Linked DNA regions of Homo sapiens: region 1 is linked to region 2. A link is an interaction called in ENCODE POLR2A ChIA-PET data of the cell type or tissue named here. Cell type or tissue: K562. All regions are shown on one strand. Links, peaks and the distances in the headings refer to the core of each region. The heading gives the core; the rest is flanking DNA.

Region 1 (2,912 bases), core at 309-2,808, 160 kb after region 2:
ACATGCGGCATGACCGAAAGGAGCCAAGGATGACTCCAAAGTATTTGAGCAACTGGCAGAAAGGAGATGGAGAAGAATAGCCAAAAAGCTATGAAGTGGCTAGCGCTATGCCTGGCACACAGGAGAGGATCAAATATTAGTTCTTCTTTACATGTCAAAATTTCAGTTCTGACTCAGAGCACAGGCAGCCAGCTCTAACGTGCAAGCGTCCCAACACTTGTTAACTTCCTCTCAAAACCAGAACACCTCTCATTATCTAATTCTTCTTTTGCCAGGGAGGAGGAGGTGAGATCTTAGGTTTCATGTGGTCGGCAAGGGCTGGGTGCTGATCTGTGTTTCCCCACTGAACAGGGAAGGATCAATGAAAAAGACAAGTAAACCACATGGTAAAAACTCAAGAAAATTTTAAAGAAACAGCATTCTGTGTTATGTGCTGTCTCAGTGTGTTCATGCTGCTACAACAAAATACCGTTAACTGAGTGGCTTACAAACAGCAGAAATTTGTTTCTCACAGTTCTGGAGGATGGGAAGTCCAAGATCAAGGTGACAGCAGATTCGGTGTCTGATTCAATGTCTGATGAGGGCCTGCTTCCTAGATGGCCATCTTTTCACTGTAACCTCACACGGTAGAAGGGTGGGCTAGCTCTCTGGGGTCTCTTTGATAAGGGCACCAATTCCTTGATCTAATCACCCCCAATGACCTCTTGACACCAACACCTTTGGGGTTAGAATTTCAACATATGAATTCTGGGGGGACACATTCAGTCCATAGTATAAGAAAATTTCTCTAAGTCCTATAACAGAGACTCAGTTTACTGAGTTCAGGACATAAGTGATGAGCTACAGATGCTCAAGTTTTAGGGGATGGGGGTGGGAAGACAGCTACGGAACACACATCAAGGTGTGCTAAGAAAGCCAGGGCTAGGAGAGTATATCCAGACTGATATTTTCCCAGGTTTTGCTCAGGGAACCCTTTCATTGCCACATTTGCCAACCAGCTCAACCTAAGTTCAATTTTAGGAGTCAAAGGGCCCAGCCTGTCTCCCATCCCAACAGCTGGAAAGATGCCATCCAGCACTGTAATTTTTGAGCGCAGGGAAAACATCAGGGCTCAAAGGTTCCAAGAAGTCCACAGGAAATCTACCTAGCCTTAGTCTAAACAATTGCAGAAAAACAGTCATTCCTGTCTCAAGATAAACATCCACTTTTAGTCTATACATGGAAAACTAAAACTACGAATCAAAAATTGGATACTGTTAGTTGCCTTGAATGGAAAAAGAAAGGATGGATTTCCAGAGAAAAATCTACTCATTGGAATGGATGGGGGAGGGGAGGGTTGGGTTAGAAAACCATGAACCACATTCCCATATGTAATGTGCTCTTCCCTCTCAAATTTAGCTCAAATCTAGTTTAGCTTTGTGTAAAGAAAATGGTGGAACAGTTGAATGGCCAGTCAAATGGGGTCAGATAGTTTCCCAAAATGTGGTTTGGGGATCAATGGCAAACACTTCATCTGTTGAGCTCCAAATTGCACAGGAAAGCACAAAGAATGCCCCCCTCCCTCCTTTCGTCCTGCCTTTCTAATCAGTTGTTTTAGGGTCTAAAGGCCTTTTCCTTTCACAAGGACCCTTAGTTTGTTTCCTCTGGGCTTTAGGGAGGGTGAATTTCTACTCTAGATGGAGATATTAGGTTAATGAGAAATGCTGGAGGCAGTTCATGACTTTGCACTAGACTGAGTCACTCTGGTCAGAAAGAACAGTTTGGTAACTCTGCAATCTACCTACTGCAAACAAGCCATGACTTGGTTTGGTTTTAGCTCTAATTATATAAAAAGTGAGTCAGGGTTTTTGGGTACCCCCCTCCCGCCGCCACACACACACACACGGTGTGACAGGCTGTTGTTTTTGTTTGTTTGGGCCCGCTCAGTGAAAGGTATAACTGTTTTACCCACATAAAAATACTTGCAAAGGCCAGGAGCGGTGGCTCACGCGTGTAATCCCAGCACTTTGGGAGGCTGAGGTGGGTGGATCACCTGAGGTCGGGAGTTCGAGACCAGCCTGACCAACATGGAGAAACCCTGTCTCTACTAAAAATACAAAATTAGCCAGGCGTGGCGGTGCATGCCTGTAATCCCAGCTACTCGGGAGGCAGAGGCAGGAGAATTGCTTGAATCTGGGAGGCGGAGGTTGCGGTGAGCCGAGATCACGCCATTGCACTCCAGCCTGGGCAACAAGAGCAAACCTCCGTCTCAAAAACAAAAACAAACAAAAAAAAACTTGCAAAAAATAATAGTTAACATTGTATATATGCAGATTATGGTCAAATCATGACAAATAACAATACTAGGCTCAAAAAGTGAAACATTCAGTTAAGTCTCTTCCCCTTTAAATTCACGTGGTGGGTGGGGGCGAAACAAGGGAAAACAAAGGGATGTACAATGAGCCAGTCTTTCCCCACTAGGCCAGCTCCTCATTCCAGAGGCCCACCTGCTAAGCTCCACTGACCCCTCCCTAGTCCTGCTGCTGCACACCCCAGGCTCCCTCCTGCTGGGACTGCTCCCTGTGTGCCTCTTCTTGTCCCCACCTGTCTCTTGTCCACATGGCAAGCATCTCCTTGGACTTCAGGATTGGGCACCGGCGTGCCTTCCCCTGTACAGACCTTCCTTGTCCTGGGTAGAAGAGTCCACCCCTTCCTGAGATCCCCCTACAGGAACCCCCACAGACACCAAACTCAAACCTGGAACACTTTCCCACATGTGTGTGACTGCAAGTCCTCCTCCCCTGCTGGATGGTGACCCCAAGGGGAGAGGGCTTTGTTTTGTTTATGTCTGTGTCCCCTGTGCCTAGCACAGAGCCTGGCATTTCTAGTTGTCCATACATAGTTGTGAACTTGCTCTAGAGACACAATAAATA
Region 2 (2,912 bases), core at 293-2,792:
TGGCTTTGGGGATATCTCCTGAGCCTTCAAGTCAGTGGAAATGTTTGTGTGATTGTGTGTGTGTGTGTGTACGTGTACACACACACACACACAGATGTGCGGTTCTTTCTTTCACAAGGAGCCAGTAAAGCATAGAGATTCAGATTTTGAGTTCAGGAGTCAACCACACCAAAGTTCATATGCTGGCTCTTCTATTCACTTGCCGTGTGACCTTGAGCAAGTTACTGGACCTCTCTGAGCCTACATGCCTTGGTAGGGTGGACCATGGCTGAAGGCAGCTGCAAGCACAGACGGGGGCTTCCAACCAGTCTTTGTTGTTAATAAAGTGCTACCCACGTGTTAAACAATTTACATGACAATCTGATTTACTCCTCAGAGCAACCCTATGACACAGTCACTGTTCCCAGTTTAAAGATGGAAATACTAGGGCTCAGAGACGTTAAATACTTGCCCAAGGTCACACAGCCCAGGTAGCCATGGGATTCGAATCCAGGCAGTCTGGCTTCTAGGAAAGGAAACCTGGCTGTGCCTAGGACTGGGGTCTAAGCTGAGGCGTTAAGGATGAGATGGAAGCAGCAGAAGGAAAATATCCCAGGCAGAGGGAAAGAGCAGAGCTAGAAAATAGGAGATGAGAGAGTTTGTTTCCTTTGGGAAAAAGACCCTGGCCTGGCCAGAACAAAAGTGTGAGCAGGGAGTGGAGAGAGATGGCCAGGGCCATACCTCATAGAGCCTGGTGGTTGTGGGGTGAAGTCTGGACATGATTGGGAGAGCACTAGGGAGCCACTGAAGGCTTTCTACAGGATGCACGACCAGCCCACATTACTGGAAGGTGACGGAAGCCTGATTTTCCACAGAATTCTCTGATGTTGGAGGGATGTGATGCTCTCTGAGGACCACGGAAAATCACTTTCTGTGGGGCTGGTGCTTGGGAAAATTCCCGCCTCAACTGGCCCTATGGGCCAAGGGCCTGGCTTTTCTCCCAGCATCCTGGTCTTTGCAGGGTGTGCTGGCCTGGCCATTTCCCATTGAATGTCCCGCTTCCTCTGAATCCCCTGGCCCTCTGGGCCCAGAGCCACAGCCTGATAGCATGAGACCAGTCAGCCGGAAGGGTTAACTCCAAGGCAGTTGACCTTCGTCCTAGCAGAGATTAAACCGATTCCTAATTAATAGCCTGTAGGATAGCTACCTTGGCACAGCTTGCAAGTAATTTAAGGCTTGTCCTTAGAGGCTGGTCCATAAATTACGTTTAATTAGCTGAAGGTCTCCCTGGGACACATCAGCCTGGTGTGTGATTGAGCCTACCAGCTCAGTGACCTCTGAATTTCATGTTGGAGTATGAGGGAGATGCTGAGATACTCCAGTAAAATGTTTATTTCCTTTTCCAAAACAAGAGCTGAATTCTTTCTTCTGCTAGCAGCTCTGAGGGGTACCGCCAACCGGTTTGGGGGTCTCTGCTCAGCTAGTTCCTGGCTTTGCTCTTGACTAATTACTTATACTTCCAGGGTCTCAGTGCCTTGTCTCTAAAAAGAAGCCGAGTTCAAGTCTACAGACCCTTATCTGAAACCCTTAAGGCTAGCTGTGTCTCATAGGTCTGATGTTTTGGACTTTAGAAATGCAATCCAGCAGATAGGCCATATACCTAGTGATGCCCACAGCAAGGTCTAGGGCAGCCACCCGTAATCACAGTGATAGTTACCACAGTGGGATAAAGAGACCAGAACTAGCCTCATGATGGTTCCAATTAGGGCTTGCTCTAAACGCGTGTGTCAAAAATAAATGTAGGATTTTAGAGCTTTTTGGATTCTAGAACGGAGGATAAGGGGCCGTAAACCTCACTGTTGAACTCAGAGAAGCTCCTAAATAAATGCTAATTATGATGAGTACTGTTGTTATTTTTTTTTGTTTTATTTTACTTGCCGAGACAGAGTCTCACTCCATCACTCAGGCTGGAGTGCATTGGTGCGATCTCAGGTTATTGCAGCCTCAACCTCCCAGGCTCACGTGATCCTCCCCAGTGGCCGGGACTACAGGCGCGCACCACCATGCCTGGCTAACTTTTGTATTTTTAGTGGAGACAGGCTTTCACCATGTTGCCCAGGTTACCTGTTGTTATTATTCCTCTTTCCCCTACAGCTCATACGCTGCCATGTCCACTGCCCCTGCACATGTAGAGACTGGATGTGCGGGCAACTTTTAGTTTGGCAGGTGTCACCTGTCTGCTGGGGATGTGTGATACGTTCTTCCTGGAGTGGCTCTGCCGGAGCTGTGTTTGTGTTTCCTGCTGCCTGGGGGAGCGTGGAAGGCTTGTGACTTGGCACGAGGTCCCACTGGGTGTTCCTGTTGGGCACCCTCTGTGCGATGGCTGGGGCTGGCTTCCTGGGTGTGACCCAGGGATTCTCACTGGCCCTGCTCTCAGAAGCGCCCTACACTTGGTTTGAGGCTCGGCTGTCACCATCTTGCAATTCTTTACAATTTTTGAACCAGGGACCCTGCGAATGATGTGGCTGGTCCTAACGACAGCCATAGCACACAGGTTGTCAACTTCATTCCTCCCAAGTTCCCCTCAAAGGGAAGTTACTAATGTTTCACAGAAGAGGCAAAACTATTTCATTCATTCATTCACACAGTCACTGGGCACCCAATTACCAAGCCAGGCCTGGAAATTCCTTGGACAGCCTACATTCTAGAGAGTGTGTGTGTTTGAGAATGGGAGAAATAGACAAAAACCAAGCAAACAAATAACCACCATCACTTCAGATAGTGACCAAGTGCTGCAAAGACAAGAAAGCAGAGGGATGTGAGGCAGAAGGATGTTAAAGATTAAATTCAGTGAAGGAGAAGCTGGAATCAGGGCTGGAGTTCAGCTGTGCCTTGTTGCACTCCATGAGTACTCGCTAAAGATCTGGGGTCAT

What was found. Peaks named below come from ENCODE experiments on the same cell type or tissue, not always from the same donor. Only the 100,000 strongest peaks of a DNase experiment are listed, where the experiment ranks them.
Region 1: POLR2A ChIA-PET joins it to region 2 with 5 read pairs; 9 of 35 experiments call an interaction of 5 or more read pairs at or near these places.

Annotation. Positions count from the first base shown.
Region 1 is chr1:12,436,024-12,438,935 of GRCh38, reverse strand. All of the region lies in intron 65 of VPS13D (vacuolar protein sorting 13 homolog D), which reads right to left. Among named protein-coding and RNA genes, the nearest start is that of SNORA59A, 70 kb to the left of the region's middle. In K562, for the core only: no CTCF peak of the experiment used is centred there; a DNase peak (open chromatin) is centred at 1,755.
Region 2 is chr1:12,597,381-12,600,292 of GRCh38, reverse strand. The region is part of intron 1 of DHRS3 (dehydrogenase/reductase 3); the gene reads left to right. Among named protein-coding and RNA genes, the nearest start is that of DHRS3, 19 kb to the left of the region's middle. In K562, for the core only: no CTCF peak of the experiment used is centred there; no DNase peak of the experiment used is centred there.